Regions from separate parts of the Homo sapiens genome. Here region 2 is linked to region 1. Evidence: read pairs that join two places in POLR2A ChIA-PET (ENCODE). Cell type or tissue: GM12878. All regions are shown on one strand. Region 1 overlaps LOC124901260 (a long non-coding RNA gene). Region 2 overlaps HIVEP1 (HIVEP zinc finger 1).

Region 1 (5,000 bases):
ATGTTGGCTATACAATATTTTGAAAAATCACATTTGTTACTATCACTGATCTCATTAGAAAAGTCTTTGAGGCATTGGGAAGCTGTCTGGTTTACACAAGCAGGTACAAGTTTACCAAAATTCAAAGTTTTGCTTGAAGGTTCAAATGTTATTTTCAGCAACGAATAATGTTTGTTATTTTCCTTGAAGTGACAGGCTCTCTATTTAGTCTCAAGAAAAAGTTTGTCAAATAGCCAAGGCTGAATAACAATAGTTTGCAGTCAGTTGTCTTTTAGGGAAAAAATGCTTCCATGCAAAAATAGGCTATTTCAGCCTACAACTCATAGCAAGTGTGTAAGTATTAGAGTATACTGTAAGTGCTTCATGCTCACAATTACTACAAATGTCAACATGGTAAAGAAGGCAAATAACGTCTTAATATTATTTAAAAAATAGTTTTGATCTTATGCTCCTGCAAAAGGATCTTAGAGAAGCCCAGGGGTCCACAGACCACACTTTGAGAGCCGCTGCTCTAGGGTATTCTAACATTAAATTACAAGACTCATTGACCCCACACAGATGAAATTTACAACAATATGGCTTTTAATTAATCAACTTTTCCTGCAACTTCTACCCTATCAGGAACAAATAAGCCAAGAGCAAAATGTTACAAAAGATTGTGATAACTGAGTTTAAGATCAATGTACGAGAACTGTCTTATCAATATCACCCATAATTATTAGTGTAAAGAAGTCACAAAATGTCTTTTAAAAAATTCTACCCTGAAAATATTTCAGAATGTAAGAAGTGGCAATAATTATAATAAGTGGCTACAAACTCCACTTTGAATGCATTTTCAGCAGCTTTTTTCCTAAACATTTATCACGTATTATTTTATTTTAACATGTCTCTGTGATATGGGTACATAGGACTTGATATCATCTCTGTTTTAGAGATGAGGAAACTGAGAAAAAAATGACTAGATTCACCCACCATTGCCTAGGAAACTGGCGGTGGAACTGGGTAGCTCTCCTGATGAATATTTCAATGCCTTTTCTTTTTCACCCTGTGGAATCACTTGGCCAGCCAGACTCAGCAAACACGTTTCATGTCAATAAAAAGAGAATATTCCAATGAGCCCAGTGACTTTGGAAATCCCTAAAGTGGAGTGTTCCAAGTAACTGAAAACCTGGGGGGAAAGAGTGACCTCTGTGAGCTTTTCCAGCTTCCACTTCTGCTGATGGGTGGAAGTTCATAGGAAGGAAGACATTCTCTTAGCCTGGGCTATGTCCCTTGCTAAATTTAGGATTCCAGATTATAGAAACACCCTCAGATGACCAAGCCCTCCACCCCTGATGTTCTGGGAGCTCTCATTCTGAAAGAACAAATGCATTTTTCCTTCCCCTTTGGAACCAGATAGTAAACTTGGCCAAGGAGCCTGCCAGCCACTGGCCTGGTGTGAGTGAGTGGGGTGATTATTTGGAGATTTAGGCAGAAAGTGTTGAAGGGAAAGAGGCTGTGGGTGGGGAGGGACAATCAGCTAAAGAGATGGGAAGTATCATCCTCTTGTCTTGTTAAAGCAGAAAACTGTTTAAAATGTCATGCCCATATTTACTAGCTGTTTATAGGTAACAGAATCTCCTCTGTGTGTCGTCAGTGAGTAATTGCCATAACAATGTTGTATTTACATGACCCATATTTTACCCCACAAAGGCAGAGAAGATCCTTAAAGAAATTGCATATACCTCTATGGTGTGTAGAGAAGAACAGCTGCTTTCCTCCCTCTTCCTACTCATATGGCTCTTGAAAATGCTCTCAGCCTCTTCCTTTAATAATTTCCATCATGTCCTCCTCTGCCCTTTAGATTGTAGCACACGATTTAAATGGAAGGTGCAGGGAAGTGTTTCTGAGTGGTTTGCCTGACTCAAGCCACCTGGTGGGCAAGGGGCAGCATCTGAGAGGCTTCCTTCCACAGCCCGCCTCTTAGGGCCCAAGAGATAACAAGACCACATGCAGCTCAGATGCAATCACTTCTTAACATAGCTCAGAGGCAATCACTTCTTAACATTTGAGAAAACTTGCCTGGGTGAAAAACCATTTTCCCAGACAGCAATTTGCCTAGGAGTTGCAATGACATTGTCTTTCTGTGCCAAGAATATCAATCAGTTCAAAAGTCCCTCTCCTGAGAGCCACTGGCAAGATCCTGGGCGTGCACACACAAGCAGTATCTGTAACCCTGCTGCTTGGGGTTAGTGTAAATGTCAAGGCTGTGTATTAGAATTAATTGTTCTGCCACTATCTGCTCTTCCTTTCTCTTTTCCTCCTTTTGTATAATCGTTTGCCTTTTTTTTTCTCCCTCGATCTTGTTGTTTCTAGCTTTATTGTTCTCAGTTTAGACTTGTGAGCCTTTGGGATGAAAAGTGATGTAAACTCTTGGAGAGGAAAGAACCCTGGATCATAGGCCAGAAGGCCTAAGTCCCAGTAACACTCTCATCCGTTAGTCCAGTCACATCACTAACCTATCTCCACCTCAGTTTTCCATCTCAAACTGGAGATAATAATCTGTATATTGATTGCTTTTTGAGACCCTTGTAAGAATCAATTGTTATTATGTAGCACTATTGAACATATGTACTTACTTTCATTACAGTACCTAGAACACCAGCTAGTGCATAGAAGGTGCCCAATAAACATTTGTTGAATTGATGACTATATTTGGAAATATTTTGTAAACTATGAAATCACTACACACATGTTTTTATGACATTTTTCATAGATGATGCTACTAGCCTGCAGTGCTCTAGGCCTTGGGTTGTGTCTTGTCATGTCGGCTGTGTAAACAGGCTGGCTCCTGCCATGCCACAGGTGGCTGGGGATCTCTTTCCAGGCCACAGCATCTACTTGGTTTCTGTGATTCCAATTCCTGTGTGGATCTGACCCACTAACTAGAAGTTTGCGCTAAGTGAACCTTGGTGTGTAAATGTTGGTGCTGGAGGGTGAATGTGGGTACCTTGAAGCCCTGGTCTTATAAATGAGTAACATGTTTCTGTATAACATGGAATGATACAGATGATGGCATTGAGAATCCTGCTGGTCTCGGAAATTTCAAGGGAGTTCTAGACCAGATCAAACAAGAGACAATGGAAGATACCAGTATTTGGCAAAGGAAAGACATTTAGAATTTAGAAGTATTCTAAAGGATGATTTCTTTTTTTTTTTCTTTCTTTCTTTTTTTTTTTTTTTTTTTTTGGAGACAGTCTCACTCCTTCACCCAGGCTGGAGTGCAGTGGCGTGATCTCAGCTCACTGCAAACTCTGTCTCCTGGGTTCAAGCGATTCTCATGCCTCAATCTCCTAAGTAGCTGGGATTACAGACATGCGCCACCACGCCGGGCTAATTTTTGTATTTTTAGTAGAGATGGGATTTCACCATGTTGGCCACGCTGGTCTCAATCTCCTGACCTCAGGTGATCCACCTGCTTTTGCCTCCCAAAGTGCTGGGATTACAGGTGTCAGCAACCACACGCAGCTCTAATGGATGATTTCTATTTACATCCTTCTTATAGACTGAGACAGATCCCCCTAAAATTCATGTGTTGGGACCCTAGCCTCTGTATTTGGAGACAGAGTCTGTGAGGAGATGTTAAAGGATAAATAAAGTCATAAGGTTAGGGTCTTAATCCAATGAGGCTGGTGTCCTTATAAGAAGAAAAGGAGATACTAGATCTCTCTTTCTCCCTCCACTCTTGTCTTCTGCTCCACAAAGGAAATATCAATGGATATTCCTCACAAGTCTAAACTGAGAACAGTAAAGCTAGAAACAACAAGATCGAGGGAAAGAAAAGGCAAAAGATTATACAAAAGGAGGAAAAGAGATAGGAAAAGCATAGTGGCAGAACAATTAATTCTAATACACAGCCTTGACATGGAGCAAGAAGGAGGCTGTCTGCAAGCCATGAAGAGAGAGCTCTTACCAGGAACTGAATCGGCCACCTTGGTCTGAAACTTCTAGCTTCTAGCTTCCAGAACTGTGTGAAAATAAATGTCTGTGCCTTAAGCTACCCAGCCTATGGTATTTATTATGGCAGGCCAAGCTGACTAATACAACCCTCACCTCCTCTGTCTCATTTCTGGGTAGCTATCCTGAAATTCATGATTCTGACATTCTCCTATATGCAAAGAACATTGAAGTCTATGAGCAGACTGAATGTATATGTCTAAATATCCTTGTGAACTAAGCATGATGGAAGAGAGGAGACAAGAATAGCCACACTCCACTGAATGACAAGTCAAAGATTGCAATGAGCAACTCTTTTACCTGGCTTGCCTGAGATAATTTTGATACATTACACTAAGCTTCAGGAGAGTGAAAGGGTGTAGGTTATGTCAATTAGCTTGTGGACTTTTTGCAAACCATGTGATTAAGGCTGGTGACATTCTGCATCAGGTTTTAACAAAACAAGGTTTCTAAAGTTAGTTTGGATACATTGATTTTTCTTACACCACCACTGTTGCTAGTTGGGTATATTAAGTGATATTATAGCATACGTGCAAAGGGAAATGATTATTTGGGACAGTGAAAAAAACTGTATATTCAATGTGATGATAGAACAAGTGTGAAGGCTGAGTTTGGCAATTTTGGGTTTGATCCTCAACCTCTAATTTTTGCAAGTTTGGAGCCATGATCTTCTAATTATTTAGCACAAATGTTGAAGAAGTTAGACACAAATGAGTCAAAGTTAATCTATCACATTCATTTTTAAACTTTAGTGTTTCTATGAATCATCTGAAGAGCTTGTTAAGAGCCAGTGAGTTTTCGGGTGAGCCTCAGATTTTGTATTTCTAACAAGTTTCAGCTCATATCAATGCTGCTGGTCCATGAACTGTACTTGGAGTAGCAAGGATCTAGAATACTGTGTGTCAGATGGAAAGATGAGACATTTAGTTTTTCTCCATGAATAAAATACGTGAGATTCAACTGTTGCTTTGTTTTGCAATACTATGGGATTCCTCTCTAAAAAT
Region 2 (5,000 bases), 91 kb before region 1:
CTTTTAAATCATTCTCTGAGAAAAAGTCAACTCCTTAATTAGTCCTTGTTTGAATTATGATCAAATAGTATTGGTTTGTACAGAATGATGCTAACTTAGGATCCAGGCTATAGATGGCTGCAACCGGAATAGAGCCATTTAGTCATCATATGTACAATAGAGTAAGAAATGCAAAAAAAAAAAAAAAAAAAAAATAGATACAAGATAAGAGCACTTTTAGGTTCTAAGAATTTAAAATGTGTATCTAGGTTAGAGTGAATTGGGGTGAAATTTCCTGTGCTTCCAAGTTAACCAGTAGAAGTGTTGAAATTGATTTCAAGAATTGATAGTGTCCTATTAAACAATCAGAAGACAGAAGGTACTAGTGAGAAGTCTTGATTTGACTATGGGGCTAATAGGGAGGTGCTTGTTGTGCAAGCTTATGTGAGAGAATAGCTGTATCAGTAGAGTAAAAGACCCTAGAGCGGGCTGGGTGCAGTGGCTCACGCCTGTAATCCCAGCACTTTGGGAGGCCAAGGCAGGTAGATCACTTGAGGTCAGGTGTTCAAGACCCGCCTGACCAACATGGTGAAACCCCGTCTCTACTAAAAGTGCAAAAATTAGCCAGGCATGGTGGCGGATGCCTGTGATCCCAGCTACTCAGGAGGCTGAGGCAAGAGAATCAGTTGAAGCTGGGAGGCGGAGGTTGCAGTGTACATGTGTATTCCATATATACAAGTGAAGATATGAATCCATACTGATAACTTCCAGTCCAGCACCACTGAATTTATTCTAGTCGTCTCCATTTCCTTCTCTTCTTCACCCACAGTGAGAAACCTGGTTCGCACCTACAGTATGTTTACATATTTGCTCAGTTCTAGTATATAAATAAACTAGTTTCAGAAATCCTTACCTTTACTCCTGTAAGAAACAGATTTAAAATTACGTGCAGCGTGTGCCATTCTTGTCTCTAGCCTTCACAGTCTCCAGTCAAAACCCTCTTTGCCAAGGTTATCTAGGACAGGACCTTACTTTCCATGCCCTTAGCGTGGCTGTGCCATCCATGCAGCTGCAGTCAGAGCCGTCTGTCTCAGCTTGCATTCCTCTTAGGTTCACCTCACATCCTAGTTGATTCCGTTTTTATTTACTTACAATAGAATTTACTTTATGGTGTATAGTACGTGGTTTCTGACAAATGCATAGAATTGTATGTTCATCACATGGACACAAGGAGGGGAACATCACACACCAGGGTCTGTTGGGGGTGGGGGACAAGGGGAGGGAGAGCATTAGGACAAATACCTAATGCATACGGGGCTTGAAACCTAGAAGACGGGTTGATGGGTGCAGCAAACCTCCCTGGCACATGTATACCTCCATGGCACATGTATGTAACAAACCTGCACATTTGCCACATGTATCCCTGAACTTAAAGTATAATAAATTTTTTAAAAATTGTGTGTTTATCCCACCTTTCTTTTCTAATGTTGGTAATTTGTATCTTCTCTCTCTCTTTCTTGGCTAGTGTTACCAGAGAATTTTTCTAAGAACCCAGCTTTTGGTTTCCTTGCCTTTCTCTATTTTTCTTTTTTCAATGTCATCATTTCTGTTCTTATTTTGATTATTTTTTCCCTCTCCTTGCTTTGAGTTTAGTTTGATCTTCTTTTTCTGATTTCTTAAACTGAAAATTTAGATTTATCCGAGAACCTTCTTTTCTAATGAAAGTTTTGAATACGATAAATTTCCCACTGACCACTGCATTAGTTACATCCCACAAAATTCGAATGTTGTGTTTTAATTTTCATCCAGTTGAAAATATTTGACATGTTTTGAGACTTCCTCATTAACCCAATGAATATTTAGAGATGTGTTCTTTTTTTTCTTCAACTTCTAAGTTCAGGGGTACATGTGCAGGGTGTGCAGGTTTGTCGCACAGGTAAACGTGTGCCATGGTGGCTTGCTGCACAAACCATCTCATCATCTCAGTATTAAGCCCAGCATTTCTTCCTGATGTTCTTCCCCCACACCCCTATCACCCCCCAACAGACAGGCCCCAGTGAGTATTGTTCCCCCCAATGTGTCCTCGTGTTTTCGTCATTCAGCTCCCACTTATAAGTGAAAACATGCGGTATTTGGTTTTCTCTTCCTGCATTAGTTTGCTGAGGATTATGGCTTCCAAATCCATCTATGTCCCTGCAAAGGACATGATCTCATTCTTTTTGATGACTGCAGAGTATTCTATGGTGTACATGCACCACGTTTTCCTTATCCAGTCTATCATTGATGGGCATTCAGGTTGATTCCATGTCTTTGCTATTACGAATGAACATATGCATGCATGTTATCTTTATAGTAAAATGATTTCTGTTCCTTTGGGTATATACCCAGTAATGTGATTGCTGGGTCAGATGGTATTTCTGCAGAGGTCTAGGTCTTTGAGGAATCACCACACTGTCTTCCACAATGGTTGAGCTAATTTACACTCCCACTAGCAGTGTCAAAGCATTCCTTTTTCTCTGCAACCTCTCCAGCATCTGTTATTTTTTAACTTTTTAATAATAGCCGTTCTGACTGGCCTGAGATGGTATCTCATTGTGGTTTTGATTTGCATTTCTCTAATGATCAGTGGTGTTGAGCTTTTCTTCATGTTGTTGGCTGCATGTATGTGTTCTTTTGAGAAGTGCCTATTCATGTCCTTTGCCTGCTTTTTAATCGGGTTACTTTTTTTCTTATAAATTTGTTTAAGTTCCTTGTAGACTCTGGACATTAGACCTTTGTCAGATGGATAGATTGTGAAAATTTTCTCCCATTCTGTAGGTTGTGTGTTCACTCTGATGATAGTTCCTTTTGTTGTGCAGAAGCTCTGCAGTTTAATTAGACCCCATTTGTCAATTTTTCCTTTTGGTGTTTTCGTCATAAAATCTTTGCCCGTGACTGTATCCTGAATGATATTGCCTAGATTTTCTTCTAGGGTTTTCATAGTTTTTCATTTTACATTTAAGTCTTTAATCCATCTTGAGTTAATTTTTATATATATTGTAAAGAAGGGGTCCAGTTTCAGTTTTCTGCATATGGCTAGCCAGTTTTCCCAGCATCGTTTATTAAATAGGGACTCTTTCCCCCCATCACTTCTTTTTGTTTGTTGAAGATCAGATGGTTGCTGGTGTGCAGTCTTATTTCTGAGTTCTCTATTTTGTTCCGTTGATCTATGTGTCTGTTCTTGTACCAGTATCATGCATGTGTTCTTTAATTCTGCAATAATTTGATGGTTTTTCAGATATCCTCCAATTAATTGATTTCTGGTTTAATTCTGTTTTCATGTAAAAACACACTCTGTATGGTTTCTACTGATTTTAAATAGTTGAGGTTTATTTTGTAGCTCAGAATATGGTATGTACTGGTGAATGTTCCACATACCCTTATATAAAAAGTATGTTCTGCTGTTGAGTGGAACATTTCTATAAATGTCTATTAGGTCTTGATAGTGTTTTGCGGGTCTTTTATGTTCTTCCTGATTTTCTATTTATGTGTCCCATTAATTACCGAGAGTGGATTATTGAAGTCTTCAGCTCTGATTATGGATTTATTTTTTTCAGTTTCCGCTCCTTTATTTCGAAGCTCTATTGCGTACACACTTAGGATTGTTATGTTCATGGGATGACCTATATCATTATGTAATGCTCCTGTTTATCCTTCATAATATTCTTTGCTCTGAAGTCCACTTCGTCTGATATTAGTATAGTTTCTGCAGCTGTATTTTAGTTATTGATTTATGGTATATCTTTCCCCAAACTTTTATTTTCAGCCTACTTATGTCTTTATATCAATATTTAAAATGCGTTTCTTATATACAGTATATACATGGGACTTGCATTTTATTCAGTCCTAGTCATTTCTGTCTTTTAATTTATGTGTTAGACCACCCCTTTTAATGTTATTATTTGTGTAATTGGATTAAAATGTACCATATTGGCAACCGTTTTCTGTTTGTTTCATTTTTGGGTTTCAGTTTTCTTTTGATGCCTTCTCTAGTATTAACTGAGTGTTTTTTATGATTCTGTTCTATTTCCTCTACTGACTTATTATTTATACTTTTAAAAAATTGTATTTATCTACCTTCAGATAATATTACATTGCTTTACATGGAGCCTATAGACTTTACTGCAGTTTATACACAGCTCCTTCTTTCCGTGCTTTATGCTATTGTGGCCATACCTTTTTACATTTACATCTACTGTGAACGCACAGTACATTGTTTTACACATTCAGGTATCTTTTAGAGCAATTAAAAAATAAGAAAAAAAATTGTGTCCCCATTTATTCTATTTTCACTGCTCTTTGTTTGTTTGTGTAGATCCGGGCCTCCATCTGATGTTGTGTTCCTTCTGCCTGAGGAACTTCCGTTTAACATTTATTGTCCACTAGGTCAAGCAGCTGGCAATGAATCCCCTCAGTTTTTGTTTTTCTAAGAAAGTCTGTATTTCTCTTTCATCTTTGAAAATTATTTTCAATGGGCATAGAATTCTGGATTTAACAGTTTTCTTGATATTGTTACCATATTTTTTATTTGCACCATTTTCATTGGATTCTTTTTAATAGTTGTCAGCACTCAGCTGAAAGTCCCATCTGTTATTGTCTACCTTTCCCTTTAGAGCCTTCAAAATATGAACCATAGTTATTTTAAATTCTCAGTCATTTCTAACATAGGTGTCATATCTGACTGTGGTTCTGATTATTGCTTTGTCTCTCTGAAGTATGTTTTTTTCTTGCCTTCTTGTATGCCTTGTAATTTTGTGTTGAAAGCTGTACATCTTGTGTAAGACAGTAGAGACCCATGGAAATTGTTTGTATCCTAGAAATGTGCATGCCTCTCCTTCCTAGAGGCCTTTAGTGTGGGAGTTAGAGTTTATCTAGTTAGGAGTTTGCTAGGTTTGAGAGATTTGTTGGCAGCTATCCTCACTGCAGGAAAGGCTTCATGTTCCTGTAGAGATACCTTGTGTTTTGGCTGGGGGTTGGATCAC

The links. Peaks named below come from ENCODE experiments on the same cell type or tissue, not always from the same donor. Only the 100,000 strongest peaks of a DNase experiment are listed, where the experiment ranks them.
Region 2: POLR2A ChIA-PET joins it to region 1 with 5 read pairs; 5 of 35 experiments call an interaction of 5 or more read pairs at or near these places.

The regions. Positions count from the first base shown.
Region 1 is chr6:12,244,330-12,249,329 of GRCh38, forward strand. All of the region lies in intron 2 of LOC124901260 (a long non-coding RNA gene), which reads right to left. It also overlaps a transcript of EDN1 not described here. Among named protein-coding and RNA genes, the nearest start is that of EDN1, 44 kb to the right of the region's middle. In GM12878, no CTCF peak of the experiment used is centred here; no DNase peak of the experiment used is centred here.
Region 2 is chr6:12,153,400-12,158,399 of GRCh38, forward strand. All of the region lies in intron 7 of HIVEP1 (HIVEP zinc finger 1), which reads left to right. Among named protein-coding and RNA genes, the nearest start is that of EDN1, 130 kb to the right of the region's middle. In GM12878, no CTCF peak of the experiment used is centred here; a DNase peak (open chromatin) is centred at 2,572.